Regions from separate parts of the Mus musculus genome. Here all the other regions are linked to region 1. Evidence: chromatin loops called from intact Hi-C (ENCODE). Cell type or tissue: heart. All regions are shown on one strand. Region 1 has its middle 54 kb from the start of Il1rl2. Region 2 has its middle 42 kb from the start of Il1r1. Region 3 overlaps Rfx8 (regulatory factor X 8). Region 4 has its middle 30 kb from the start of Gm35741. Region 5 overlaps Il1r1 (interleukin 1 receptor, type I). Region 6 has its middle 23 kb from the start of Gm35741.

Region 1 (5,000 bases):
AGAACTGAGTGTCAGGAAGAACGAGGAACTGGGTAACCCTGCCTTGATTCAGCTCATCTGGCCAGTTTCAGACACTGTGCCTCCAAAATAGACAACAATGAGCTACAAAAAAAAAGGGTTGCTGTCTGGTGGCAGACACGGGCATAGGCGATTGCTCATCCCTGAGAGGGGCAGGGTGCTTCCTGGAGGCCTGGAGATGCACATAGGCTGCTGCTCATACCTGGGCGTAAAATCTTCTAGTTTCTGAAAGAGGATGGAAAAGGATCTTGAGCAGACTGGTGTATCTGAGACCACTGCAGGAAGCTGGGTCAGGAACTTCCGGTACGCAGAACCTCGGGGACCGCAGAATGCTGCGCTGATGCAGTTAAAGAGAAAGAACGTCAGGGTTAAGGAGCAAGGCCAGAGACACTGGGGAAGGTAAATAAGAGGGCTCACAGCTGGGTATGAGCCAGCCAAGCTAACTAGTGAAGAGAAAGCACGGGATTCTGAGAAAACAGCAAAGTTGGTTCAGGCTGCCTCCTAGAAAGCCCGTTGCCCTAGCAAACATCTCAGCTCTCCTTGCTGTTACATCTTTACGCATCGAATTTTATCCAGTGAACCTACTTGTAACAGACTGAATGGTGAAAAAAGATTGAACCTAAGAAAACCTCTTTCTGTTCCAAGGGGGATACCACCCCGAGACCACCTCAGAGGTGGGAAAGGGAAGAGAGACAGTTGAATAAAAATTATGAGTCCAGATCCTAGAGGTAGCTGCTTGGCACAACCGCGGTTTGGCGCACTCTCCATTCTGGAAGGTGAATCTCCACTTTCTTGACTGTTCAAAAGAACTCTTGACTACTGGCTCGCTCTACCTGTACCCTAAAAATGTTTCTCTCTGGAGAACACAGTTAGGATCGGAGGTGTTTCCTCTGTAACCATGGGAGGCTTACCCACAGCATGTCAAACTAAGCATAGATACATTTCTCACAGGACCACCTCAGTCAGAGCTCTGGGCAGATTCCAATTTGTCAAAGGGCATGAAGGTGTTACCAAAATCCACGTGATATCCTTGGCAGTGAACCAGAGCCGCAGCTAAGAGTATCTGAGAGACAGGGCTGACACCATGTGCGGTGAGGCTCCACTCTGCATCCTGTAGGTCATGATTTTCACAGTTCAGTAAGACTAATGATTCTTCCACTGCCTCCAGCAATGTGCATAGCCCCTTCCAGTATTATATAAGCTAACCTTCTAGTTCTAAACAGATTCTACTCAGAAGGAAAAGCACGAGGGTGCCCCCTGCAGGACAGAAGAAACAACCCTGTGCAATGTGGAAAGGTTGTGTTTGGAATCCACCAGCTGCACTTTTGCTGGGGTTTTAAAGCGTCGGATTTGGCACTGACATTAAACTTGTACATAACCCCAAACTGAGATGCAAATTTACAACATGGCTGATGCCCACAAGAACTTCGGGGGCAGAGGTCGTGACACTTGTGCTCCACTACCTAATTTTTATCCTTGGCAACGCAGGAGCCCCAGCCCTGGGTAAACCAACAACAACCTGTGCCACAGGTGTCCAGGGACCCCAACATACTCCCTGTGCTCCCTCTCAACCCTATTTCACCAGGTGACATTGTTCTTAACACCAAGGGGGAGACTCACTCAAAAAGGTTTAGCATCCCTGCAAAGGAACACTTTAGCTGAAGCCAACAGCTCGCCGGAAAACACAATGTGGCCCATAGTGCAGATCTTTCCCATGCTCATCGTTCATGGGTTAGGGAGTCAGACCACCACTGGGCCCCTCTACCAAAACCACAGAGGTGCTGCTGGCCCTGACAGAGGGAGGCCACATTTGAATCAGCCAATCGGTGACCGCTGTTGTTTTTGGAGCTCCTGCCTGATCCATTGTACCTACCAGTAAACATCAGATACCATAATTGCTGGTGCCAATTGCTGTAAAAATAATATTAGTGTAGTCGGGCTAATAATTATTACAGTTACAGGCTGAGTCACTAGTCTTTTTTAAAAAGTGTACAACGTGCTCTCAAATAGACAGCATTTTTCCACAGACACAACATTACCTCTGACAGAAAAGCCAGCCTGCCCTCGTGCAATGTGAAATCAGAAAGAACTGAACACGGACACTAAATTACCTGGAGGTTGCGTGTATGAAGCATATCAAATGTAAATAAAAATCGTTATCAGACTTGGTGGGACCCAGCCCCAAGGTATCTCATTATGCATATTTAAGTAGTTCAAGGCCCACCCCCCAAAGATCAGAAGGCTTGAATAGATATGGTCCCAAGTGTCTTACACAAAGACTACCTCATCTGTGACAGCAACATGCGGGACTTCATGGAGGCCTCACTAGCACATTTTCTTACAAGGAATCGTGACTGTGGTATGCTTTAACATAGGCAGTGTGGTTTGCCTGAGGAGGAATCCAGCTCATCTTAGAAGCAGTGACCCACCTGCACAATCCAGACTAAGGGGAAGAAGCACATTCTTAGCCTGAAGTTCGAGAACCTTCTAAAAGTGGTGCCCTGCGAAGGACTCCGTTGCCCTAGGAGAAGCGTCATTCTTAATATCGCCACTAGAGGGTGCCACAGCGCCACGGGGAAATGCCAAATGGAGTCTTTGCTCTACTTTGGCAAATTAAGGCATGATTTTCTCCCTAGTCTCCTGGCTTTTTCTTTCTCAGGGCTCTTTGCCCACAAACTGCTTTCTTTTCTTCTTGATGTCATCCTTTTACAGGGGCAGGAAATTATGGTCACTGTAAACGAAGTTATCAGGTAACTAAAAGGTTAACAAATAACAAAAGTAGATGTGGTTCATTAAAGCAAAGTTTCTAAAACAAAATAAACAGAGGTCTCAGATCCTATGTTTTTAGGTCTTGCATTTGTATGGATATACTGAGTTCAAAATAAAATGTGTATTTCCCCCATGCATTTTGTACCAGCTTACAAACTGCTCTTTTCCATGGTCCTCATGGGTGGTTGATGCTGGTGTGTTGGCTCAAACTCGGAGTCTAGCCTCTGCACACCATCTTGCTTGTGGGATTAGTTAAGAGAGAATGCAAGTACTGCCCATGGCCAGAAGTAGCCGTACAACTTTTGAAGAATCACCCCAATTCCTAAGCGGCTTCATTTTTATTTTCTTCAGAATGATATTAATTATAATGCTGATGAAGGGGTTAAATCTTTTTTATCTTTTTATTCATTTTCCTAATTTAATAATTTTATATTCAGTTATAATTACATCTTTTCCCTTTACCTTGATCCCTCTGACCCATTCCTTATATGTCATCTCTTTATTCTCTCTCAAACTCATGTCTTTTTTGCTTCTTTTTACATACTGTGAAGACCAGGCAGAAAGAATGTTTAAGAGTCAGCCTCTCAGGGACTTTACTATAAGATTGCATTTTCTAGAAATCATTTTAAAAGCCCACTGGAGCTTATAAGTACAGCGAGTACAAAGATTCAAAAGTCTGTTGTTTTCCTATGCACCATTAAAAATAAATATAATTCAAAATGCCATGTATCAGTTTTTGAATATCAGCTGACATCTATCAAATGCACATAAAATATGCACAGCAAATACGTTAATTATTTCTCAATAAAACTAGAATGGCATAAGTGAGAAAGACAACATTCATTATTAAATGGAAATCCTAAAATTTAAAGATACCGATTCTTTCCCATTTATAGATTTCGTCCAATTCAGAGCTTAATTCTAGCAAAATATTGATATATTTATTCCATATTTTACAGGGAAAGATAATACTAGCCAAGAGAATTTGTAATTTCACAGCTTGGGATCTAGCCTGAGGACCTGAACATGCTAGGCCAATGCTGGGATTCTAAGATCTGTCTCTAGTCCCAAAAGTCTATGTTAGCATCTCTTGGATTCCATAAAAAGAGAGGTTATTTTGATCCATAATTCCAGATGTTCATATAAAACATGCCATTAATATCTCTGGAAAAACATAACTGGTTTTGAAAATTACCTTGGAAACTTGACTAAAATTCCTCACCATGGATGCACGCTCGGCACCTTTAAGGAGACTGGCATTTAACCATTTGCGTAGTTTTCTCTGGGACTCCATTTTTAGCTATTTACCTGTGAAGGATTTCTCAGTGCATGGTGATGAGCATGCTGAGTGTGCAGGACTTGCTCCACCGCACCTGTGATAGAAGGGGTTAAATCTTAATGAGAGAAATAAAAAGAAAGGAGAGAGATAAGGGGCCTGGACCACACCGGAAGGTAAGAGTTTCAGTGCGGAGAGCTCCCCATGTTCACAGACAGCAACACACAGCCATGCCTGTCAGTGTGAAGAACAATTCTCTCACAGGGTAGAAAAACATGCTCTGCATACCAGTCTATTTTCTGATTTTTTTATTAGTGTGTATTAATCATACAAGATAACACAATTCTCCATGACACCTTCAGACATGTGTATCTTATGAACGTTAACCACATCAGTCCCTGCGCTGATTCCCTGTGTAAGAAATAAATTGTACCGGTGCATCTTCACAGTGAGGTCCCTCAGAGAACCACAGATGAGCCGGGGGACACTAGGACCCTATGTTCCCTCCCTTCCTGACAGCTGGTGCCTGCTTGGCTGGGCGCTGTGGGGTTCAGCCTAGGTCACGGGCAGTCTGCTGCATGCTACAGGCTCCTCAAACCAGACAAGGAGAGAAAGTCAAGTGCCAGGATATTAACTGATGAGACTTGTTGTCCTGAGCCAATAGGATGGGAAAGGGAACAATACTAGACATTATGAAAGTTTGTATCGCCCTGAAGAACTGGGGAATATAAATACCACTGTCCTGCACCCAGTCTGCAGGCTGTCTTTTTTATCCTTTCTCTGGACTGATGCTCCAGTTTCCAAGGTTGGAGGCTGTATTGCTTCAGTGTCACAACTCTGTGCATCCAAGATGTCTATTATGAAGTGAGGGCCCCCCGGGACTCTTATTATGAAGTGTGGACCATTTTTTCCCTGCCTTCATCTTCCCACAGAGTCC
Region 2 (5,000 bases), 150 kb after region 1:
AAGGTTTGTGGGCCCATAGTTTTTAACCAGTGTCTGTGCTGTTGAAAATGACTTTTAAAGACGAATTACCTGGGGGCTGGAGAGATGGCTTGGCAGTTAAAAGCACAACCATCTGCTCTTGCAGAGGTCCTGAGTTCAAATCCCAGCAACCACATGGTGGCTCAAGGCCATCTTTAATGAAATCTGATGCCCTCTTCTGATGTGTCTGAAGACAGTGACAGTATACTCACATGCATAACATAAATCTTTTTTTTAAAAAAAAAAGATGAATTACCCTATTAGAAATACCGTCTTAATCTCAGAAAGTATTCCCCGATCATCTGGGTAATTCTCTTCTCGCCCCTTCCTAGCAGATCAACGTGCTTACAGTGAGCATAGAGAACAGGTACAGAGCATACAACCCACAAAGGGCCAGCTGCTCCTCAAGTACATGCTGGGACTCGGCATACGCTTTGGTCCCTGCCTGTCTGCACCTTTGGGAGAGTTCCTCCCTGTGTTATAACCATCTAGAAGCTCACCAACACAGCACAAAACTAGCGTTCTGTGTGAAACAATTTGGAGTCTAATGAATTAAATGGAAGACAGTAAACTTCAATTTGCCGCACACACCCTCAGATTTTTCCTTATTTCCTGTCTTTATTCTTTCTGATTCTGTCCCCTTTGTTGTTGTTGTTGTTTGTTGTTTGTTGTTTGTTGTTTGTTGTTGTTGTTGTTATTAACAGAAAGATGGCTGATGGGAACTATAAAGGTTAGGGTGTCCAATGAGAAATCAGAGCAAAGTTTATAATCCTCATTTGAGTGCGTACACAACCTTCTCTATTGCTATGTACAAAGCCTCCAAACAGAGAGCTTACACAGCAAGACTCTGTGTCCAAAACAAAACAAAAAAGAAAGCATGTTCTTGTTTTCCAAGGCTGCTTTTTAACTCTTATGGAAAGAAGTGTGTGTGTGTGTGTGTGTGTGTGTGTGTGTGTGTGTGTGTTGCCTGTAGGGTACATGATCACTTCTGCAACGAGTGGCTCCTGGTAATAGCTTTGCAAGGCCCTCAGCACACCCTCTAGTGAGGCTGTCCTCCTCCAAGAACCCTCTAGTGTGAGTGCATCCCTCTATACCGCAGTCACTGATGGGAAGTGATGCTTCTTGGTTCTAAGGTCCAAAATGGCATTTTAAATCAACCTCAGAAACAGCTCTTCTCTTTACAACCCTCCCCACTGGTGCAAGAGCCATGACTGTGATAGATTACAAGTAGCTTATTATAAGTGATGTTAACTCACAAACAGTATGCTTCAAAGGAGTCTACAATAAGTCCTAAAAGTACTTAGAGATTATAATTTCCATGCATTTCATAGTGAATCTCCCACACAATGAAGCCTAACTCCAGGCCACCTTAATATGCTAATGCACACCTCTTAATGTTAAAGTGTGCCCGTAGGGATGTAAAATACCAAGAAATTCTGTGTCTCCTTTGAGTGAACAGCATAGTGTTATCTTTACTCGGTTTCCATTTGTCCTTCCCAAATAACTCTTCAGCGTGTAAGTAAACATCTCCACATACCCGAGAAGGAGGAAAAATACCGAGACAGAAAACCCTAAAGTGCAGCAAGCCATCTTACCATTTGTGTTGTTCACGGTTCGGGGCACTGGGAACTCTGATGACATCCAGCGACATTTCTCCCCGAGACAACGTTTGCTGAGCAAATAAACACTGGCTGTTAAAACGAAAACTGCCTCCTCAAGTCAGCCCAGGACAGCATTACTTACAGTTTGCTTTGCCTCCAAATGATTACTGGGCTGGCGTGCACAAGAATGACAGACAGCTCACTTCTAGTCAGACGACCCAGAGAAAGTGGGCTCCTGATGACGCCTGTGTCAGAGCCTCTTGGGTTTTAATCCTGCAGTGACACATCTGGGGAAGTATGAACAGTATGAACAGGAAACTCGGTGCTGGGCAGTAAGCCAGAAGCATTCAGCAAACGTGCCAGGCCCTTATGAAATATTAGTACCCTGGCTGCACATGAGCCTCCCACAGTTCCCAAGGCAGGCTTTCTCCCCTTGTCTAATATTACATTAAATCTAGATGAACCCACTAACATATACCTGGCCTAAAATTACAGTCCTACCCTGATTCTTCGCAGACAGTGCCTGGCCTGGGATCTAACCCCACCCCCAACACACACTGCCATCTCCCAGTCTATGCCACAAAACTTTACTCAGTTCAAAGAGTTCAGAGCCAGAACCCTATACCTGGAAGCCTGGAGCCCCTTGGGGAGGCAGGGGGGCGGGGCTGCTGCAGGGCTTTCTCACTTATTCCTGCTTCTCCTGAGAATGTTCTCAGAGTCATAAGAGTGTGGCCTGTCATCATGCTGGCCTCTACTCCGCTATCACAGATAGCAAGCCACCTAACTACCTACTCCAGGCTATAAATCCCCTGTCAGTTGGCCTTGATGGACATTCCTGGTTGCTCTCAGTACCCTTCCCAAGATGTCTTCATGCAACTCAGAATGGCTGTCACACTGTCTACAGAAAACAGTGGGTAAATTTTTGGTTTTTTAAAAAAAATATTATTAATTTAATGTATGTGAGCACACGGTCACTATCTTCAGACACACAAGAAGAAGGCACTGGATCCCATTACAGATGGTTGTGAGCCACCATGTGGTTGCTAGGAATTGAACTCAGAACCTCTGGAAGAGCAATCAGTGCCCTTAACTGCTGAGCCATCTCTCCAGCCCTAAATCGTTGTTCTTAATTTGAGTGCTTAGATCCCTTTTCTGCCACTTACTTAAAGGGGACCCCACAGGATGTCCTCCCTCCTCTTTTACCTTGTCTTCTAATATTTTCCACTGTTCCCCGGAGAACAGCCCCCCTTGACTCCCTGGGATGATCCCCTGCTGTAGATTTTACCTTCTCTCTTCAAGGGCTGGTGGGGATCTGGGTCAGGCTTTCTTCTGGGAAATGTAAAATTTTATATCTATGTTAAGATGAAGAGAACATGCTATATTAGGTGCCTTTCTCAAGACACCTCAGCCAGGCAGAGGTGGGCCCTATCTGCTGCAGCTTTGTAAGTCTTAACTGGGATCCAGATGATTGGTTTGGAAACAGGATTTGTCCAGTCAGGAACTGGGTGGTTTCCTAAGGGTTTCCTAAGGGTCTCACCCTTCTGGGTGCCTTTTTCTGGAAGGCTTTCTTGTGCTAGGCGGCAACCAGGCAGCCGTGATGAACTGGTAATTAATAAAAGCAAATGGTCTTATTTAGGCCCAGACAAGAATGATGGCAACCCTGAGCTGCTGCAGGGGCTGGGGGCTGGTTAACCTTCTTGCTATGGTTTTGTGACCATTACAATGGGTAACACCCTGGCCCAGCACACACAGTGGATGTATACATGCTGAGAAGTGGCACTTTCCACCTTTGCTCCCACGTGGAGCGGGCTTGGGAAGAACTGACCTGTCCCAACACCAGGTGTCTGGAGGTCTGAAGAAACGAGGCCCCGGGGCAGACTCCCAGATAGCAAGTCCATCCCCCTTCTGCCTGGTGTATGCCTTCAGGACCAGTCAAGCCACAGGAAATCGAACCTAGGTCTTAACAATAGTGGAAAGTTTATCCTGAAAGGGCCACTCACTGCCAGTGGGTTTTTAAAGATTTTGAGAATATCATACATGCTTATAACGTATATTGGTAAAACTCCAGCCCCTATTTCTCCACCCTGCTTTTCCTTCCCCTGTTAAGCCTTCCTAAGACAAGCACTGAGGTTATCTTCGGGATGGAATTCACACTCGGGAAGTGGAGGGCCTTCCAGGGAAGAACCGAGGAAGTGCTCCTCACTGGTCCATCCCAGGCTATCTCGGCACTTTAAAGAGATGGAGCCAAGGTATCTTTCCATCATTTAAAGCTAGGCTGGGAGAGTATGGGTTTCAATGATCAGAATCCCCGAGTGTCTGACACCCCAAGCCCACAGCAGTGACAGGGGAAGAGCGAGAGGGAGCACGCTGCGGAAAAGGAGCCTCCCTGCATTTCCTCCGCAGGAACAGTGCGAGCCAGTTCCAGTCACCAGCTTCTCCTGACCTCTCCTCCCTTCCTCCAGTCCTTTCCCTTACACCCTTCCCAGTCCTCCCGAACCTTCTCACTTCTGCTCCCTCCTCTGCTTTCATTTCTTCCTGGTACTCCCTCCCCCTCTTCTCCCACCTCCTGTTTCTCTTCCTATTTTTTTCTCCTGCTTTTGATTTTCCTCCTATAAAGATTGGGAGAGATAGGGAGGCTCTGGGTGGACCAGAAACCATCGGACAAAGGAGAGGCTGCCTTGGGGGTGCCCACAGTTTTCAGAGAGAAGCCTGCTGATGTACTCACAGCCAAGCTAAAACACTCAGCAATGCAATATCTTCCACTGACTTAGAGGGTGGGTAGCGCTTCATTCCAGAGGTATTTCTGGCTTCCTAGAGTGGGAAAAGCAGAGATGGGGGGGAAGAAGTAGAGGGGGAGGAGGGGGAGAAGGGGAGGGGGAAAGAGAGGAGGGGAGAGGAGAGGAGGGGAAGGGAGAGGAGATGAGGGGAAGGGAGGAAAGGAGGAGGAGGAAGAGGAGGAAGAGGAAGAGGAGGAGGAAGAGGAGGAGACTAACCCACCCAAGGCACTAAGCATTCTCCCAAGTAAGAATTTGCTTCCCATACTTCTCCTCTAATCAGTTTAGCCTATTCTTCCTGGGCAGCAAGAGGAGAGGCTCTATCTGAGGAATGTTTCTGGTCCTCTTTTTTTACTGCAGAGTTTCTTCTCTCACCCTCAACAAGGAGAGCCCTATTAAGGACGTATACTCTTAGTTAGCAAACAGGAAAGCCCCACGTGCACTCCTGTCTGGGCTTTGCCAGCTGTCCAGTCACCCGCCCACAGAGTTTAGGGAAAATAAATAGTCAGAGTTGACAATGAAAATTCAACACAAGAAGCTAATGGAAATTTTCCCGGACTTCAGTTTCTTCCTGAGTGCTACAGTATGCAACAATCTGAGCTGATTC
Region 3 (5,000 bases), 690 kb after region 1:
ACCTATAGGGTGACGCTCTGAGGTCTCCCCATTACACAAGGAGGGGTGTAAACTGAATGTGGGAAACACATTTTTAAATTAGAGTTTATCTAGCCTATTGTGAGCCTGACTCGCGTGCGGTCAGAGGACAGTGTTCAGGACTCAGCTCTGTCCTGCCAGCCTGTGGGAATCAGGGATGGAACTCAAGAACCCATGCTTGGCAGGACACACTGAGCCATCCGACTGCCTGGACTTTACTCCTCTATGTATGAGATAAGAATCCAGAGAAGCAAGAGCACATTCAAATGGGAGCTTTCCTGATGCTTCCGGTATCTAAGCATTTCAGCTTTGAGCGGCAAGGCTCTCAGCGTGAGCACACGCGCCGTGGAGCCGGAGTGAAGCATGGCAGAGTGGGAGACACCAGTGTGCCCCTCTCTGTCTCTGCAGCATCGTGATGCCAAGCCTCTCACAGCTTCCTTCCACTCAGCAGATACTTGCTTAAATCATGTCCCGTGACAGCTCTGTTTCTGGGACTAGGAAGTCATTTTCCACAAGGCTTGAGGAATGTGTAATTTGGTAATGAGGGGAACAACGTTACACAGTAAGGCTGACGAGTCCTGCCCCTGTCCGTTAGTCACCCCTTCTCGACTGATGTGTGTCAGCAACTGTTAACTCCCACAGAATACCCGAGATAAGAAACTTAAAACGCAGGGATACTGGCTTTAATTTATGGTCTGGGGAATTTTGGCCCATGTCTTCTTGGCACTGCCCTCCAGTTTGCATCTGTGAAGAGGCAGGGAGCAAGCATCAGAACAGCCTGTTCCTCCTGGGCGAGACACTGAGAAAGAGGAAGAGCCGGAGGTCTCACCATCCTCTGAAAGCTCACAGCCCCAGTGGCCGGGATGCTGCCTACTAGGCCTAACTCCCAAATGTGCCACCACCTCCGATTAGCACACCAGCCAAGGACCACACCTTTAAGCAGTGGGCCATGGGGAAACACTCTAGATTCAAACTATAACAATTATTATAAACAAAATGCCTAGGGAGGGCTTCTTTATAAAGAGAAAAGTTTATTTTGGGTCACAGTTTTAAAGGTTGAAGGTCTAAGGATGATAGCTTTCTTGTTGGCAGCCTAGAGCAACACAGGAGCTCGTGTGCGTGTGCATGTGCGTCTGTCCATCTGTCTGTCTCGCCTTCTTATGGAGTCATGAGCATCCAGTCATCAGGCCTCTACCTCGATGGCCTTCTGTAATGCAAGGCAGTTCAGTCCAGGCAGTCACAGGATCAGGTAGAGGGAACACACTGGAGAAACACTTGTGTTTCTTACTCACTAATGAGCAGGAGCAGGGAGCTTGGAACATGGGTAGCCAACCAGGCTATGAGTGGACAGCTTTCCTGAATCTACTTGGACAAGTCTGTCAGTGTTCCTGACACAGATCCCAAGTCATGGTCCTCCTGGTGGCTCTCACTACCTGGCCAGGAATCACTTCTGGCCTGGGGTTCCTGGATACCTTAGAATGTCCCTGCCCATGGAAATCCCACAGGACAGGAGCCTTATGCTAGAGAAATGGCTCAGTGGTTAAGAGCACTAGCTGCTTTTGTGGAAGACCTGAGTCCACTTCCCAGCACCAGCACGGTGGCTCACAGCTGTAACTCCTGCTCTGGGGGCTCTGAGGCCTTCTTCTGACTCTGTAGGCATGCACACACGCGAGCACATACAGAATTAATAATAAACCTTTAAAGGAGGTGGGTGGTCTTTATCAGCTGGCAGCTGCCAATCTAATTCAAAAATTGGAATCTGGAAACAGGCAAATAAAACAGAAAAAGAAGGAACCTGACTTTTGGCCCCTTGATGTGTCCCCTACTTGATCTCTGAGAGGGGCTCATGTGGCTTCACAATTGGTGCTGAGGAGTTAGGCACGAGGAGCAATACTCTTACTTTTTTCTTTTTTTTTTTTTTTAAGCTGGAAAAAGAGCAAAGTGATCAGTCAGCCAGCCAGTCAGTCAGTAAGCTTTTCTTCTCAACCCTTGATAAAGCCCCTGTAGCCTTCATCTTATGGTAATCAACCAGGGCCCTCTGGTGGCCAGAAACAGCTTTCCCTGTAGGAAACACCCTCAAGGAAGTAGGTTTCCTAGTGGAGGGCCAAGGCAGAGTGATCTGCTATGGTTGCTAAAAAGAGGTGTTTCCTCTGGAGAGATGGTCCAGAGGTTAAGAGTGGTGACTACTCTTCCAGAAGACTCAGGTTCAATTCCAAGCACCCACATGGTGGCTCACCACTGTCTATAACTCCAGTTCCAGGAGATCTGACATCTCATACAAACATAAGTGCAGGCAAAACACCAGCGCCCACCAAGTAAGAAGAGTAGTTTCCAAACACAGCCTGTGAAGCTGATATCATAACTTTGCATGCGCTGGTGTGAGGCCTTGCCATGGCCTGTGGGGTCACTGACTATGAAGGGCTGAGGCCCACAAGGCACAGCCTGGGTTGCTGATGATATGTTCTGTCACATTAGGTGGAGGATTTAATCACATCCTTCTGGAAATCTCGGCAGCAAGACACAGTCATGCTCATGTCTCTGCCCGACGTGCGCCAGCTCTTAGGATGCTATGACATGCAGCTGTATAAGGTGGGTGGACCCTTGACTCCCCTGGGCATCCCTTCCAGAAACAAATGCCAGTACTCAGGTGAGAACAACACCCCCAATATACACCAACACAGAATAGCACCCCCAATACACACTAGCCCAGAACAGCACCTCCAATATATACCAGCCCAGAACAGCATACCCCAATACACACCAGCCCAGAACAGCACCTCCAATACACAACAGCACAATACACAACAGCACAATACACAACAGCACAATACACAACAGCACAATACACAACACCGCAATACACAACAGCACAGAACATACCCCATAAACATACCAGTCCAGATCAGCATATCCCAATACATATGCCAGCCCAGAGCAGCACCCCCTAGTACATACTAACCCAGAACAGCACACCCCAATATACATACCATACCAGAACAGCACCTCCAAAACCCACCAGCCCAGAACAGCACTTCCAATACCCACCAGCCCAGAACAGCACCTCCAAAACCCACCAGCCCAGAACAGCACCCCCAATACACACCAGCCCAGAACAGCACCTCCAATACACACCAGCCCAGAACAGCACACCACAATACACACAAACCTGTGTACAATGGACAGGGCCTTTTACCTTTTGCTCTTTTAAATTTCCTCAAACACAGAATATAATGATCCATGATTCAGATTTTAGCCCATTTTATTTTCTGAACATTTCAACCAAAGATGTGTGTGCGCTCTCTCTCTCTCTCTCTCTCTCTCTCTCTCTCTCTCTCTCTCTCTCTCTCTCTCTCTCTCTGTGTGTCTCTCTCTCTCTCTGCATATATATAATTTCTTGGAAACAGGACCCCTTGATGTAATCAAAGCTGGCTTTGAACTTACAATCCTCCTGCCTCAGTCTCTGGAGTACTGGGATTATAGGTGTTCCCAGGCCAGTCTTTTAAAAAGGCATTTTCAGGGGGCTGGAGAGAAGACTCAGAGGCTAGGAGCACTGGCTGCTCTTCCAAAGGACTCAGGATCGATTCCCAGCACCCACACGGCGGTTCACAACCTTCTGTAGTTCTAGTTCCAGGGAATCTATGCCCGCTTCTGAGTCTCCTCAGGCACTGCACACATGCATTCAGGCTAACACTAATACACATAAAACAAATAACATCCAGAAAAGATGTTTCAGAATGCAGAGCCATGGCTGATCACTCTGAAGCAGCGCCACTGCCAGGCTGGCTCTGCTCAGGAACGCCGGTCTCTGGAGCACTTAGGAGGTCAGGTGGACATCGGTTCTGAGGTCTTTGTTCATCAAGAGTCCCACTGGTTCGGACTTAGGGAGCTCATGCTTCTAGTTTGTCACCACAGACGTAGAATAAAAGGGCTGACTGACGCGGCTCCTAATGTTGGTCCTGACCCTCTGCGTTCGCCAGAGTGGGCGTGGTGCTGTTGCTTGCTCTGTTTTGGCTCTGGGTTTTGTTTGCTTACTTTAATGGAATCAGGGCCTACACTGAGGGTATGCCCCAGTGGCATATGCACAAGGCCTTGGGTTCCATCCACAGAATGTGGGGTGGGAGTGGGGGAGATTCCATTATCGGTATCTGAAATACTGAGCTGCCAGTTCCGGCACACACCAAGGTGGCAGGGTGTCCTGTGCTGGAAGCAGTGGCTGACTTAGGTCATTAGTGACCTCCCTCAGACCTGCCATGACCTAGCCTGTCTCTGGGTCACTTGTCGAAAGGCCCTGCCCTCGCAGGCCAAGTCACTCTGCTCGCTCCTTTCTCTGTAGGGCCTGGAAGACATGCTGCTCCCCGACTTCCTGGAGGACGTTAGTATCCAGTACCTGAAATCTGTCCGGCTGTTTAGTAAGAGATTTAAACTGTGGCTTCTCGGTGCTCTGGAAGGGTTTCCTGCCATCTTACAGATCTCTAAGCTCAAAGGTAGAGTTCCACACAAAGCATGAATTCTGTACAGCGAGGAGGAATGTACAGCATCATGCCCCGAGCAGCTCACAAACAGCTGAGATGCATTCCTCGCTTGCTTCTGTGCCAATGGATAACATACAGGCCACAAGTCCAGCATAGGGCAGTGGCAGATCTCATCTAGTCAGGGCTTGTTCTCTGGTTCAGAGACAGTCTGTCAGCTTTGCCCTCACATTAAGGGAGAGGCGAGGACTCTTTCTGAGGTCTCCTCTTTTAGGAGCACCAATCTCTTCAGGAAAGTTTTGAGTTTTCGAAGAGTTTGCTTTATCGGGCACCTCCTCTCAGTACTGTCACTGTGGGGTGGTGCTTCACCTCATGAATAAGAGGAACACCAAGCGTCCCGTAGCAGCCATCCCGTAGCAGATAATAGGATTCTACAAGTCTCTGCCACACAGGCTTAGATTGGGCATGCTGCCCCTAGCAGAATCCCTAAGCCACTGGGAAAGAAGCTGGCGA
Region 4 (5,000 bases), 200 kb after region 1:
CAAGTGCTGCAAGAAGCAGTGGTTCCCAGCTCTGGGTCATCAGATCCTGGAAATGGGAAGACGGAAAACAGTAACCACACAGGGAAGCCAGGAAGCTCGGCTCCAGCCATCCACTTCCCTGAAAAGGACCCTTGGGAATTAAATGGCTGTCTTCTGATATTTCACAATTAGTCAAGACAAGGGCCTTGGAATTTGTCCTAAACTAGTGTCACACCTCGTTTTCCAGGTTGAAAACATATTGTCTGGGGGTCACTTGCACCATCCTGCCTCCTGCTCAGTAATGGGGCTTTTGTTAGTCTGTGGTGTTTGTTGGAAGCATTGTCAGCCCGAGTGGCTTTGCTTCCTTTAAGACACATACACATCATGTGTATAGGTTAGGTAAATATAAAGCAATTTGGTTGTTTGAGGTTATATTAGTCCCTTCTCCCTCTCTCTCCTGTACTGAACACCCTTCCTCCTCCCCAGCTGAAGCCCCACCACATTTTTTCATTTTCCAGTTCATATCATCTGTATCCTTCTATTCTCCTCTCAGAATCCCCCTCCTCCACCTACAACCCCTCCAATGGCTAGCTTTATGTCAACTTGACATGAGATAAAGTCATCTGAGAGAAGGGAATTTCAACTACAAAAATACCTCCACAAGACTGAGCTGTAGGCAAGCCTGGAGGACTTGTTTTTTTTAATCATTGATTGATTTGAGAAGAGACTATCAACTTGAGGAATGGAGGCATGGGAGCATCTCAAAGGAAGGGGCTTGAAGGGGCTAGAGAGGAGGAAAGGGAGTTGGTGAAGTGATACAACTCTACTGTCATTTAAAATATACTTTTAGAAAAATACAACTGCAGAGGGGCCACCGCATGATGTCTTGTACCTAGTTCTCAGGAAGCTCCAGTGGCTGAGAAGAGAGGACCACAGCCAGGGCTGAGCGATCCTGGAAGCCAACAGCTTTGGCTTTGGGCCCCACTTCTGGGCTGCCTTCCATCTTTTCCCATGGCTCTGTTGCAATTTACAATAATGAGTGTTATACACATAGTTGCACACATGCACATTCCCATGAATATACACATTCACACACACACACACTTTTGATATTTTTAAGAGTACTTAATTGTCAATTATGATTCCTTCTCAGCTTTCCAGCTGTATGCTAAATGCACACAAGAGATCCAGCTTCCTAATAGTCATCCTATCCATCAAGAGAATATTGACTCCTCAGAATGCCCAAGTCTTCAAGGGTTCCAGTCTTTCATACAAAACAGTGTACTATTCTATACAACCTTCACACTCACCCCCTATATTTCAGATCATGTCTGAGTGACTCTAAATATCTCAGACACTCTGAATGCTACAAGACAACTGGAAATGGTGCCCAGAATCTGTTCGTGTCCAACACAGATGCAACATTTCAAGGCTACTTCCCATCCATGTTGGGTTGAAGCCATGGTTGAGGAGCCCACAGATACATAGGACCACTGAGCCCTGTTACTAGGTAAACAAGTGCCCCACAGTTTCCTAAGTGCCACACTTAGGAAAGTCTCAGACTACTCTCAGGATGTTCATTAAGGAGGCAATGTCATCATGTTATTTTAAAACATTTTTAGGTATGAAAGGAAGGAATGTTTGTCACACCTCAATGGATAGATGCTAAAGGACAAGTGCTTTGCTGTCGTTGTTTGAAGAATATTATTTTTCTCATAGTTATTAGTTCCTTGAGAATTTTGAGAATATTTTAATCATATTAACCCATCTCCCCCAACTCCGTACAAATACATTCCCCCTTCCCTACTCACACAATGCTATGTCCTCCTTTTAAAAAAAAACACATTGAGTATAATTTATGCTGCTCATACACTCCTGGGTATGTGGCATCCCACCAGAGTATGTCTGACCTACCAGGAGCCACACCCTTAAAGAAAACCAAGTTCCCTCTCCCAGCAGCTACTGGTTGTCACTAACTCCGAATCTGCGGATGGGACGTTGAAGCCAGGTGTTTTATGGGATGAAAAGTGAGAATGACCCTTTCCTTGGGGTTCTAAGAAAATAACTTGTCTCTGTGAGCCTCTGTTTCTTATTTGGGACTGAAGACAGTCCTGCCTGCTCCACCGGGGGGGGGGGGGTGCCGAGACTGGATAAATGCTGTGTCAGGAAGAGAAGAGAAGGAGGGTGGAGGACTGGCCAGCTTTGGCAAGTAGCTGGGCTATCAGAAACCCCTCCAGGTCCTGAAGTAAATTACACAAGCCCTTCAGCAACTTTCCCCCAGTTTTATCTACCCTGGAACACACATCCTCCCTTGTGATTTGACTGCTGGGTCAATGGCCTGTGCAACAGGCTGGGGCAACTTCATGCTCTGATTCATTCCAGGCTCCTGGTCTGAAAGGGATTGCCAGATCCGGAACCCTCTTGAAAAATCTTTCCCTTTCTTTAAAGTCAACCTCCTATCTCTCCTCTTTAAAGAGATTCAGACCACTGGCTAGCATCCCTCTCCCTTCCTTCTTCCCTTCTGCCCTCCCCCACCTCCCCTTCAATGATAACAGGCAACATTCCTTGTACATTACCCTTAAGAGAGAAGGGGAAGCATTTTTGTCTAAAGTCAATTTAACCACAGTTGATTTTCAAAACTCAAACCTTAAAGGCCTTGACTTTTAACTGGCTATCTGGAACACAAAAGTTTGCGTTTGTTTTTTATTTTACTTGTTGGAATGCCTCCGTATACATCAAAATCAAACATCTGGAAGTCACGAGCATAGTTTACACAAAGCACAGTTCTTATTTCAAAGAAGCACACGTCAGAGCTGGCATGTAACACAAGTACCATGGGAGTGTCTCTGGGTTTGAGACCTCAGTGAAAGAATGGAATGGAGAAACTGGGCTTCCAGTTCCAGCATATAATCCAAGAGACTGCAAATCTCTTATGGAAGCTCCTCCTTCACCATGGAGACAGTTGACAGGTGTGATGGTTTGTATATGCTTGTCCCAGGGAGTGGCACTATTAGAAGGTGTGGATCTGTTGGAGTAGGTGTGTCACTGTGGGAGTGGGCTTTAGTACCCTAGTCCTAGCTACCTGGAAGTCAGTCGTCCACTACTAGTCTTCAGATGAAGATGTAGAAATCTCAGCTCCTCCTGCACCATGCCTGCCTGGAGGCTGCCATTTTCCCACCTTTATGATAACGGACTGAATTACTGAACCTGTAAGCCAGCCCCAATTAAATGTTGTCCTTATAAGAGTTGCCTTGGTCATGGTGTCTGTTCACAGCAGTAAAACCCTAAGTCTACAGGTGAGGATAAATGTCTGAGGACATGAACTTAGAGGAAACATGGAATTCACAGAACTGAGCAAACTAAGGAATCCCTGAAAAGTTTCTGGGATCCAATAGAGCAAGTCTCTCCCCCCTGAAAAGAGAGTCAGTGTAAGACATCTGGGAATCAAGGACACAATGCCCAGGATCCAAGTTAACAGCCACCACCTGGTAGCTACTATATGGGCAATATTGAGGGTTGGATAGGAGGGAGGTAAAAGATAGGAAAAAGTGAGAAAGACGGAAGGTGGGAGAAGGGAGGAAAGGAAGGAATGAGGGAGAAAATATTGAGCTAGCTTCAATGCCTGATGGGCCATATGTAAGACTGAAAGAACCTACATTATATTGAACTGGTGTGCTGGATAATTTTAACTGTCAATTTGATAGTGCCTTGAATCACCTGGAAAGGGAATTTCAACTGAGAAACTGTCTAGATTAGTTCATCTGCAGAGGTGCATGCTGGGAGCAGGGGGTAGGGGTGAGGGTCTTGATTGTTGATATAGGGAGACCCAACCCAATGTGAACAGCACCCTTCTCTCATTTGGAGTCCTGGACTGTGTGAGAGCAGAGAGAGCTAGCTGAGTGTGCAACAATCAACTGAGCATTCACACGTTTATTCTTGCTCTGGCCTCGACTGTGGGCTCAAGGCTTAATGTTCCTGCTCTGAGTTCTCCATAGTAATGGGTTCACCTGAAACGGAAAATCAAACAAACCCTTTCTTACCAATGTTGCTTTTAGTCTGGATGCTTTATTGCAGCAACAGAATCAAACTGGAGCAACTGGGAAGGAAAGCTGATGGTATCTCCCACCATCCTCAGAAGAAGGGATCCACAGTTGCATTATAGAGAAAGCAGGTACCATTTTGGTAACTAGAAGTCACTCTGCTTCTCACTGGCCCTCGAATCTTCTGGCTGACTCTTAGTGTGGCACTGTGTCAGTTTATGCACCAACTGTTCTACAGCCTAAGAGTTCCTCAGTTCCAAGCAAGCCAGGATGATTGGCCACTCTACCTGCTATGTATGTACCACTTTTCCACATGTCCTGTTTCAGTTTTTAGTGGAGTAAAGACATTCAGACTGGGTCGATTTCATCAGGAAAAGTGAACACAATGCCACTACTTCACTAATTAAAATGACCAAGAATGAAATTAAATAAATAATTAAAATACAGCAGAGTAAGACAGAGTGCAAGTTAATGCCACCAGAAAGCTCTGTGTACCCATTAAAATGACTAAATTTAGATGGACAATAATAAATGTGGGCAGGACTGTAGTGGCAATTTTGGGATTTTGATCTATTTTTTAAAAAACAAATATTATAAGAAATATTATGTTTTTGTTTTAATCCCAGATATGGAGATATGGGGCTGCTTCAGACTGTCTGCAGCAGCTGACTATGATTTGCCTAATGCTCTAGTAGAGGTGTGATTTCACCCGCTGTAGATAGTTTCTGTGGATGTGTGATATTTAGAGTTCTGGGGACTTTTCAGAGGGTATATAAGTGCTAGGGCCCTGAGAGATGGGTTGGTTGTTATTAGTTGAGTTTTTTTAAATAGCCATGCACAAAGAAGAAACAACAATAAGTAAATATATATCCGGATAGCAAAGATAAAATTTGTCCTAAGGAACTTAACACCCCTAATCATCAGGAAGTAGTCTAATGATAATAACACTCCCATTCTGACTCATGAGTTTATTCAAGGATC
Region 5 (5,000 bases), 110 kb after region 1:
AGGGCCACCAGCACCTCAGGACAAGTCTAAAGGGGTTATCCAGTCATGACAAAGTCAAACAGAGCTCAATGTACCACGGTCCTTTAGGATTTAGGACAAGAAGGCAAAGGAGTCAGAATTTGACACACAAAGGGTTAAGTGGGTTAAATGCATGCACCATGTGTTTTGTCAGAGGGACTCAGAAATTGATAAAAATCCCTCTGGGGATGACTGTCTCTCAGTACTGACGAAATACTAGGCTAAGTAAGGCTTTGCCACACGCCCAAAGAAAAAACTTGGAAAAGTCCCTTTGAAGAGCAGGCACATTAGCTTCTTTGAAAAAAAGTGTTTTTTTTCCTTAAACCAAACATCCATATGCCCACTTCCCATATTCAGAATTTAAAATAACTTCCAAAGAGCTGTGTGCAGTTGCCTTGCTGGTGTGTGCCGTAGGAATCTCTCCAGGCATTGTTTATTTCTGCAGTTTCCTCTAGCATCTTGGAGTCTTTATTTTTTCCATGTCTGAGTCATTTCCGTATTCCTATTAAGAGCTGGTGGGGACCTTTTAATGTCCTCCACTAAAACAGACTGACCAAACCAACGCTAAGCATTTGCGGTAGACTAAATACACTCAATCCTAACTATGAGTCACGCTGGACTCAGGAGGTAGAACTCAGCATCACACTCACTGTTCGGGGGCACAGTGGCTCACCGTCCTCATCATTGGACACATTACAGTGCAAAGTCAAAGAGAACAGGCAGGAGCTCCTCCCCCTCACTCCCCAGGAGCCTCAAAAATGACTTTAGCTGATGGAAACCACCGAGAACATACCACAGGGAGGCTCACAAAATGTGAAGCAGGCAAGATGGAATTACGTGCATCGGGGACCTTCTACAAAGAAGACTCCCCATTCACCCTAGCCTACTCTGCTTTCCACCTGAAACCCCCTTTAAATGGCTTCACTCTTTCCGCTTCTTACTCATGATTGGACCACCAACACTGAAGCTACATCATAACTCTTCCTGAGAAACACTGCCCAAGCCAGGAGCTCTCCTTATGTATTTAAAAAGAAGGATACTTCAGTCTCTAGCTCAGAGCACCTGGCTCACCCCCATCTCTGTCTTGACTCTGGGGATGGATACATATTATCCAAATTCCAGTGTTCTGTTACAGCAACAGATGCAGCCTATTGGAGCGCTAGACTCAGATTGAAAAGCATCAGTATGAAGTAAATTCTCACTTCACAGCTAGTGTCTTGGCAGCTGCTCCTAAGTACCTGTGCTACTCTGCCCCAGCATGCATCTCGTCTATCCTTCCCTAACATCACAGAGACCTGTGATGGCTCTGAGGTAACCAATCAGACTCTGGCCTTGGGCATTCACACACACACACCCCTTCCCCAGAGCCAGGGGCAAGTTACACAGCATCTCAGGGTACAACATGCAGGTGCCTCAGATGTTTCAGGCAGCTCCCCCCGTGAGATGGGAGAAAGCAGGAGAGGCTCAGCCTGCACCCATATCCCTGTGAGCAGGGAGCTGTGTTCCACAGTGTACATGGGCCAGGTGCATGATAAGTACTAGTGGAAGACAGATGGGGGGATGGAAGGAATCCCTCACCCACCATCTTTGAAGTCCACATGAGCAGGCTGTTACAAAGCCAGGCTACCTCTTAGTCTCTTCCACAAGCACCCACCTGTCTTTCCCTGTGTCTGCTGTTAGGAAACCTCACAAGCCCCTCAGTAGATGCAGCCATCTACACTAAATAAACTATGGCTTACAGATCATCCAGATTCCAGTGTTCTGTTACAGCAACAGATGCAGCCTAACATAGCGCTAGACTCGGATTGAGATGCACCAATGTGAAGTAAAGTATGGAGGGAAAAAAATAGAAAGTAAGAACAAGAATCAGTTTGACAATTACTGACTTCCAACAAAAGCCCCTTCTCAGAAGGGTGGTGGCCAGGACAAAAGCTGCGAAGGATGGACAAGCTAGCAGCAAGTGGGAGGGAGCTGGCCCTCATCCCAGGGTCAGAAGGGAAAGAGGCAATGCCTTTCTATCATTCTGCAAGAGCTACCTTGCCCAGTGAAGGAACAAGGGAAGTGACAGTCGTGGGCCCCGACATAGTACTCAAGGCACGGTCAGACCTGAAGAGAGTATTCTTCTTGTATGTGGCCATACTGAATTTATTAGAGAGTTTCTTATGAATGAGAAATTTCCCATGAACTTGAAGAATTCTCTTCCTCTTCCTGAGGAATTCCCCCAACACTGAGAACCCTGCCTTCCAGAACAGAAGCTAGGCAGGGCGCTGTGAGATGTACTGCAGACACCCATTGTGTGGGTCCACCTCAGAGGAAGCTCCTAAGTGCTGCTGAGGAAAGCCTGTCCTGGGCCTGGGAACTCAGTGTGCAAAGACAGGCTGTGCTGGCCCTATGGTAGGATCTGCCTAGAGCAGGCACAACAGTAGCCCATAGTTACCCCCAAACCCTGTCTTCAGCCAGCTCTTTCCACATTATAAGGGGATCTTAGTGTATCTCCAGCTGACACCCTAATCCATACATATAGCTACATTCCCCTCTATACAACCCTGACAGGACTCCGTGGCAGACATATTAGAGTGAAGTCCCCCAAGGCACCCAAGACAGTCTTTGGCAGCCATTGAATGGGAGTCTGGGGAGTTGGGTAAAGAATTACTGGGTACCCAAGACCCTGAAGCATAATCAAGAGGCAAGTGCCGGCAGTCCAATCTCTAGTGGGCCTATCCTTTAGGTCTTATAGACTTGTTTTCTGACAGGGGACATTCTGGTGAGCTGCAAAGTGGACCTGTACAAATCATGGACTTGGGGGAATTCTAGAGGAAATTCTAAGGAAGTCGAACCTCAATAGAAACCCAGAGGGCGAGTCTAAATCAAGAGTAAGTTCCTCCTCCTCCTCCCAGGGATCTGTTGGAGCCAACTTCCAAGTCTGAAATGTGTAAAGGAAATCTTAACCATGTTTAGTCTGTCATCTATCTATTCATCTATCTATTGTCTACCCATCTATCATTTATCTATCTATCATTTATCATCTATCTATAATATACCATTTATCTTTCTTTCATCTATCATCTATTTCTAATCTATCATGTATCTATAATCTACCATCTATCTTTCATTTATCTATCATCTATCTCTAATGTATCATCTATTTCTAATCTATCTACCTACCTACCTATATAACTGCTATGACAAACTGCTTGACAGCAAGCAACTTATAATGAACAGAAATTAATTTGGCTCGTAGTTCTGGGGTCTGAGATCATGGTGCCAGCACTGTATCTGTGTGTGTGTGTCTGTGTGTGGTGTGTGTGTGTCTGTGTGTGTGTGTGTATGTCTGTGTGTGTGTGTGTGTGTGTGTGTGTGTGTGTATTCGCACACGTGATGTATCATCCATGGAAGAATGTGGAAAGCAGAATGTGGAAGGGCAAGAAAGGGCAAGAATGAGCAAGCAGGAGAGGGTTGAACTCACTCCTGTAAAACCCCCATTCCTGTGAGAATGATCTCACGTCCCAATACTGACATTAATCCATTCCTAGGAACAGGGCCTTCGAGACCTAATTGTCTCTGAGGTTTGCCTCACACAACTGTACTGGAGATTATGTCTCCCACCTGTGAACTCTTCTGACCACACTCAAACCACAGCACACACATTCCACATTTCTGTCCTCATCCCTACATGCCTACCATCCAAAGCAATGCCTCATAGTCCTCCAGCATTTGTAACACATCTGTAACCTTTCCCCCAGAGATGTGTCTGCATGTATAGACAACGTACAGAGAAACATTTAGAAAATTCAGCTCCTATTAATTTTGTCATAATTGAGAAAAAATGAGAGTTTAAACATATACCCCAGCTTATGAAGTGCCACAGCCTACATGTCTACTGGAAATGGATAGAAATGTAAAGAGTGGGATTCGGTATTAAACTAAATCCACCAATGAAGATGGCGGTGCTCCCCGGGTGTACCTTGGTTATATACACATTCAACTATCTAGTCAATAGTTGACAGCCTTAGAATCAAAAATGTCAGTGTGACAGGGAAGGCAGAAAGGACCGCATGAGGCCGCAAAACCATTGACTATAGAAACCACTGTACAATTCTGTACTTACAGGAACCTGTGCTTGTGAAACCAGAGTGGGCGCATTTCCAAGGAAATCTACAGACACGCAGGAACTTGAGTCTCTCCCACTGTGTTCATCAGTCTTCCCCAAAGAGATCCAGCCAAGGAGTTGTTTTTATATTGACACAAAGGTGAGTGTGTCGCTAAACGGGAAGGAAGGTCGCCTCCGAGATCTCTTCAAGGGAAAATGAAGAGGCATCAGAGAAGTAGACCTCAAGATAAGCTACGTTGTAGTTCCAGGGTGGGTGTTCACATTTCATTTCCCCTTCAGCCTTTGTCCTGAATGTCTAAGTGATGCTGTCCCTTATCAATTCCTGATTCCCGGTTATGAGAAATGGAAGCATCAAGGCCACAAGCTCAAACCCTCAGGATAAGATAGAGCATCTGACACCAACTTCTAAAAAGTCCATGGGCCTAGGAATTTACTAGTCTCAGAAAGGAGAGGGTGGGGACACATGATCTAACTGGTGTCGATTCTACAGAGATTAGTAACAGGCAGTGTCACATATAGACATTCTAACCATGGGAACCACTAGAGAAACAGCTGTACAGAACTACCAGCAAGAAAGCCTCAGACACAAGAAGGGACCAATTAGACTCACATCTTGGAAACCCAGAACGTCAAGACCTTCAATTTCTCAATCATAGTACATTTATTTTTGCCTATTTACCCACATAAAGAGGGGAAGGAAGTATCATTTTTACCACAGAGGATGCAGAAAGATAAAGATAAGGTTAAAAAAAAAACTGCCAAATTGGCTTCATGTGCTACTATGGAAAGTCAACACTCAGCTGTCTAAGGCTTAAAGCTATAAGGTGGCCCATTTCAGCGAAGGCACACGGGTTTAAGGGCAAAAGGGGAA
Region 6 (5,000 bases), 210 kb after region 1:
AATTACAGGCGTCAGCAGAAACCTGCACCTTTCAGCCAGTAGAATCTAGGGGAACCTGGAACTTTGCTACAGGGTATGTGTGGTAGAAGGGCATGCATGAGCTGCACACTAGGGAGAAAATTCCCAAAGGAGATGACTTTCTGGGAGTAGGGAACTACGACATTAGGCTGGCTATGTTCGGCTCTCAGGAGTACCTCTGGCAAATGGCCCCAAACTAGACATGAGTCACAGGGTAGTCTGGCTTCTGAGAAGACTGTAACTCTCAGTCCCCTTGACTCACCCTTATTCTCTGTAGAGCAAGCTTCACTTTGCAGCCACCCACGGATGCTGGACACAGAGGGCACTGTCCCAATCAGAGCCTCTTACTAAGCCACATATCCCACACTCCACTCTGGTGGCTTTAGCTCCTGCTGAGGAGACTGCCTAATACAATGGGGACCAGATACTCTTGGGAGTGTAGGTCCACAGTTGGGCAGTGTCTGAAACAGAGGCAGAAACCTCTGAGCCTTGAAGAAGCTGCCATCCCTTCTCTGGAGGGACAGGCTCTCCGCTTTAGAGATCGCAGAAAGCGAGGCACTAATTAAGAAGAGAAAGGGAAACTTCAAACTTCCTGAGTTAAAACAGTTCAGGTTTATCTGTTGGAAAATAATAGCTGGTCTCACTCACACTGTCAGGAAGAGAAAGGGAAACAGATTCCCCAGCCACTTAGGGTCTGCCCACTCATCAGGCAACTGATTGTTTAAAATGTATCAGCTATTTTCCTAGGCTGGCTGTCTTCTAGGTAGCCATCTTCTCAGGGCCCCGAGGATGTGGAATCTGGAAGGAGTCTATGGGTTGAAACACTTCAGACCCAGGTTTGAGCAGCCACTTCACTGGGACCTTGGGCAAATTATTCCGCCTTTCTGGACCTGTTTCCTTTGTGTAAAAGAAGAGATAAGTGGGGCCAGACCATGAGGACTAGCTTCCTCTAAAGAGCAGGTCTCCTGACACATGCACATGTACACTCTATATGTGGGCATAATTGTATCTCAGTCAGGCTGTCTACTGCTGTGATGACATACAATGACCAAAAGCAATTTATTGAGGAAAGGATTCATTTGAGCTTACAACTCTCAGGTCAAAGGGAATCATTGAAGGAGTCAAGACAATACAATACTCGCAGAGTCTACCCAAACACTTTTCTTTCTCTAAGGAACTTGATCATTCATTGACTATGGGTATCTGAGTGGGTCCAACCGCTAATATTTATGGAAGGGTGGATGCCTGGCTATACCACTATTATCCCCATCCACAGCAAAGGAACTGGGAATCTTAAGATTTGACATCAATCGTTTAGGTTTGACATTTTAGCTGCAGTCTTGCCCCTGCCCACAAATTAACTGTTACTAATAGACATGCCAATGTGTAGGAAAGATTGAATGTCAACATGAGCCCTGTCTAAGAATACATATCCTCACAGGTCCAATCGTGGCATGAATGATACAGGAGTAACCAATCATTTTCTGATTGACTCTAAGGCCCACTCCATGAGATAGAACCCACCCCTGAGCCTGACCAAAGTATCCAAGAATCTGCAGCTAAATAAGCTCCAGGCCTTGGGAGAGAAACCAATTCTATTTTCTGCTAAGAAATCATAGTATATATGACTACAAATGACTCCCTAAGAGGTCAGTAGAGGGCAGCTAGCCCAAATTGATCAGTCTGCAGAGAACAAGAGACTTGGAAGAGGTCAGGCTTGAATAGAATGTACAAATCACATCCCTTGCCTGCTAGTAACTAACATTACTAGTGACTTCCTCATGGAAGAGGGTTTGGAAAGATTCAAAGAGACAGAGGTGGTCGATAACTTCAAGGAAACAGTATTTTACAGAAATAACCAAATCAGGCAGTTACAGGATGAATTCACCTATGCACCTATGCATAAGGTCTGCACAGGCTTCAGACAAGCAAAAAAAAAAAAAAATCCCAGCATGAACCAGGAGAGGTGAGCAGGCAATCCCACCCTAGCGGAGGAGTTGCCGAATCTGATAGCTTCTTTGGGAAGGAACGGCTATTCATGATGAGACCCCTGGTAGGTCACCCACTCTTCAGGGAAGGCTGGACTCCCTAGTGTTTGGGGAGCAAACTGAACTTAATTGGGGGGAGGGGTGAATAGTCAGCGTTGGGTGGGTAGGAAAGTGAATGAGGTGGCTTTGGGAGGAGTTGGAGGAGAGGTGAATATGATCAATGGACACCGAGTGAAATTCTCAAAGGATTTATAAAAATCGTATTTATTTAAAAAAAATGCAGTATGCAAATATGTTGTCACAAATTTCCGAAGCCTGGTGTTGAGCCACTGGTTCCTGGAAACTGCACAGAGCAGCACATTCCTAAATGGTGCTTCTCCGTAAGTTGAGATTGCTCTCCAGGATGAGTCATGAGGAGGCAGGAGGCAGCCACTGCAAACTGAAGCGCTGATAACTGTGGTGTGATCTACAAGCTCACAAGCTGAAATCTAGGAGGAAGTCTCCATTTCCAGAGGGATGCTTGCCAGCTACCAAGAAATGTCTGAAACAGGGAGTCCATACAGGAAAGGCTCTGAAAGGCATGAGCGCCTGGCTGCTGTGTTCTCACGCAAAACTTTAATAATTAAGAGATCTTGGCAGAAATCCCAGTGAGCTCATGAGACCGGAGGGTCCCAGTACTGCCTGGTGGCTCTGGAATGAGAGCATCTCCTGCAGAGGCTGAGGACCAGAAGCCACATCTATTTCCAGGGCCAAAAATGAAGTATGTCATTGACAGTTTTTTTCCAAGTTGAAAATTCCCACTTTGTTACTTACTAACTGAATAACCTCAGATAAATAAATCAAATAACCCTTCTGAGACAGAAGAAATAATAGCTAGTAATCTCATTGTCATTGAAAAGTGACTACCTCCATATGAGATAATTATGCCTATCCATTTTGATATAGCACCAAGGTAAACAGACTCAGTCTATAGAGCCCAAGGGCAAATACTCAAGACATTGTGATTCAAGGAGTATATTATGAATACATAACTATATATGTGAATCAAGAAGCATATTATGTATACAATGTATTTATATATGCTGTATGCTATAGATGCAATGATCAACTGGCCCTTTTCAACCAAGTTCTGCACCTGCAGATTTGTCAATATCATATTTTAAAATATTAGAAGAAAGGTCTTGGAATGTATCTCAGCATCAAGAACCTGCTTAGCTTCTACTGTGGGCTACGCACAGACAGCCTGGCTTCCATCAAGGCTAGATCTTGAACCCTGGTAGAACCTGATGGGTGGTAATTCCCACCTACATAGGACGGTAGGTGTTCGGCCATGTCTCCTGGACCCCTGGCACCTGTCGAAGTTACCGCCCCCACAGCCCCCACAGACCCCACAGGAGAGGCGTGGCTATCAGCCTTGAAGGAACAGTACCAAGCCTTCCCACATGCAAATAAAGTTTCCCCCCAAACTCAGTCCAAGCCAATGAGAGGTACCTGCTGTCAAACCCTGAATCACCCCAGAACTGTATATAAATCCTATCCAGGGGATTAAAGGTACACAAGAACTACTCCTTCGTCTGAGCCTTTTGTTCCAAGAGCTGTATGTAATACTTTGGCAGAGATCTTCTCTCCTGAAGAGCCACCTGAGGCCCCAGATGGCACTCTTCACTGGATAGTTGGCTTTTCGTAGGCACAGCCCAGTCTGACTCAGTTCAGAGAGGCTTGGAGTTACCGAGAGACCTGGAAGGTGTGGTAAAGACTTCTCCCTGTCTGCACCACTCCCCTTCTCTGGAACCCTCACACCCAGCCTGGACAGAGATCTCCGTGGAAAACCTCTGGTACCCAGGCCCACAGTCTACAAGAGTCTGGGTTCAATTCCCACACAAGAAAAACATTGATAGAAAAACTGTATCTGTACAAGGTATGTACAGATAATTTTTTCTTCTCATTTCTTAAACATGATTATCTATACAGTACTATATCCTCTTACATAGTATGGATATTCAAGAGATGTTTGAAATAGTATGAGAAGATAAATTATTTATATTTATATATACATATGTATATATACATGCATATATGTGTGTGTGTGTGTGTGTGTGTGTTTTATAGAATTAATAAACCATTTCATCTAATGTCTTTGAACATGTGCAGTTTGGGTATTGAGCAAGAGATTCTAGGAAAAGCACCATGTTATATATCCAAACACACACACACACACACACACACACACACAAACACACAGGCGTGCGTGCGTGCATGCGTGCGTGCGTGTGTGTGTGTATTTGGATATATTCATGATATATATGTATATATGTGTGTGTGTATAGACATACACAATGATTATATACATATATATGAGTGTATATATACATATACATATTTCATAGGTCCCTTTATAACAAGAGAAAACACTGCAGCCCACCTGTCTGCTTAAGTAGGCCTCCCTATCCTTTGGACAACTGACTGGAAGCGAGGCTACCAAGTCACCACTTTCCAGACTGATATTCTGAAATGAACAGTTGCAGCAGACTTGGTAGGGGTCCCTGATGCAGAGAGTATTCCTCGGGAGCCTCAAATAGGGGCAAGATAAGCCCTCTGGGAGTGAAATCAAGTATTGAATGTTGAGTGGGTATTTCTATAGTCTTCTCTTTTGGGGTCATAAACACCATCTCTTCCCTCCTCCTGGAGTCTTAACAAACCAAGGTAAAATTCCACCAAAGTTTTCCTTGGAAAATTAATGAGTGTGTTGGGCTCTTTTACAGGGCAATGTGTCAATGGATAGGAGCACAGGTGGCCTTAAAACAGCCATCCTGGAAGATCTGCAACCAGCATGATAGAGGATTCCACCAGAGCTGTGGAGATGGCGTCCTCTCCTATGATTCTTCCTCACCTACAACCTCTACAGCATTGGTTCTCGTCCTTCCTTAAGCTGTGACCCTTCAATACAGTTTCCCATCCTGTGGTGATCCCCATCAATAACATTATCATTTTGCT

The links. A loop is a pair of places that touch in the nucleus more often than their neighbours do. Peaks named below come from ENCODE experiments on the same cell type or tissue, not always from the same donor. Only the 100,000 strongest peaks of a DNase experiment are listed, where the experiment ranks them.
Region 2: a loop joins it to region 1, with 2.8 times the contacts of the local background. A loop is called at or near these places in 6 of 42 quality-filtered maps.
Region 3: it touches region 1 in a loop (2.2-fold over the local background); 6 of 42 quality-filtered maps call a loop at or near these places.
Region 4: it touches region 1 in a loop (2.8-fold over the local background); 2 of 42 quality-filtered maps call a loop at or near these places.
Region 5: it touches region 1 in a loop (2.2-fold over the local background); 2 of 42 quality-filtered maps call a loop at or near these places.
Region 6: it touches region 1 in a loop (3-fold over the local background); 2 of 42 quality-filtered maps call a loop at or near these places.

What each region holds. Positions count from the first base shown.
Region 1 is chr1:40,376,528-40,381,527 of GRCm38, reverse strand. No RefSeq gene overlaps it. Among named protein-coding and RNA genes, the nearest start is that of Il1rl2, 54 kb to the right of the region's middle. In heart, CTCF peaks have their summits at 1,274 (motif pointing left) and 2,573 (motif pointing right); DNase peaks (open chromatin) are centred at 347 and 4,597.
Region 2 is chr1:40,221,920-40,226,919 of GRCm38, reverse strand. It overlaps a transcript of Il1r1 not described here. Among named protein-coding and RNA genes, the nearest start is that of Il1r1, 42 kb to the left of the region's middle. In heart, no CTCF peak of the experiment used is centred here; DNase peaks (open chromatin) are centred at 1,939, 3,129 and 4,009; H3K4me3 peaks cover 546 bases; H3K27ac peaks cover 2,246 bases.
Region 3 is chr1:39,683,102-39,688,101 of GRCm38, reverse strand. Rfx8 (regulatory factor X 8) reads left to right here. Exons shown (of 15, transcript NM_001145660.1): 8 at 2,494-2,607; 9 at 4,352-4,502. Among named protein-coding and RNA genes, the nearest start is that of D930019O06Rik, 34 kb to the right of the region's middle. In heart, a CTCF peak has its summit at 2,071 (motif pointing left); a DNase peak (open chromatin) is centred at 2,061; H3K27ac peaks cover 1,220 bases.
Region 4 is chr1:40,177,016-40,182,015 of GRCm38, reverse strand. No RefSeq gene overlaps it. Among named protein-coding and RNA genes, the nearest start is that of Gm35741, 30 kb to the right of the region's middle. In heart, no CTCF peak of the experiment used is centred here; DNase peaks (open chromatin) are centred at 65, 965 and 2,295; H3K27ac peaks cover 235 bases.
Region 5 is chr1:40,271,048-40,276,047 of GRCm38, reverse strand. All of the region lies in intron 1 of Il1r1 (interleukin 1 receptor, type I), which reads right to left. Among named protein-coding and RNA genes, the nearest start is that of Il1r1, 7.0 kb to the right of the region's middle. In heart, no CTCF peak of the experiment used is centred here; a DNase peak (open chromatin) is centred at 2,357.
Region 6 is chr1:40,169,614-40,174,613 of GRCm38, reverse strand. No RefSeq gene overlaps it. Among named protein-coding and RNA genes, the nearest start is that of Gm35741, 23 kb to the right of the region's middle. In heart, no CTCF peak of the experiment used is centred here; DNase peaks (open chromatin) are centred at 313 and 2,533; H3K27ac peaks cover 1,222 bases.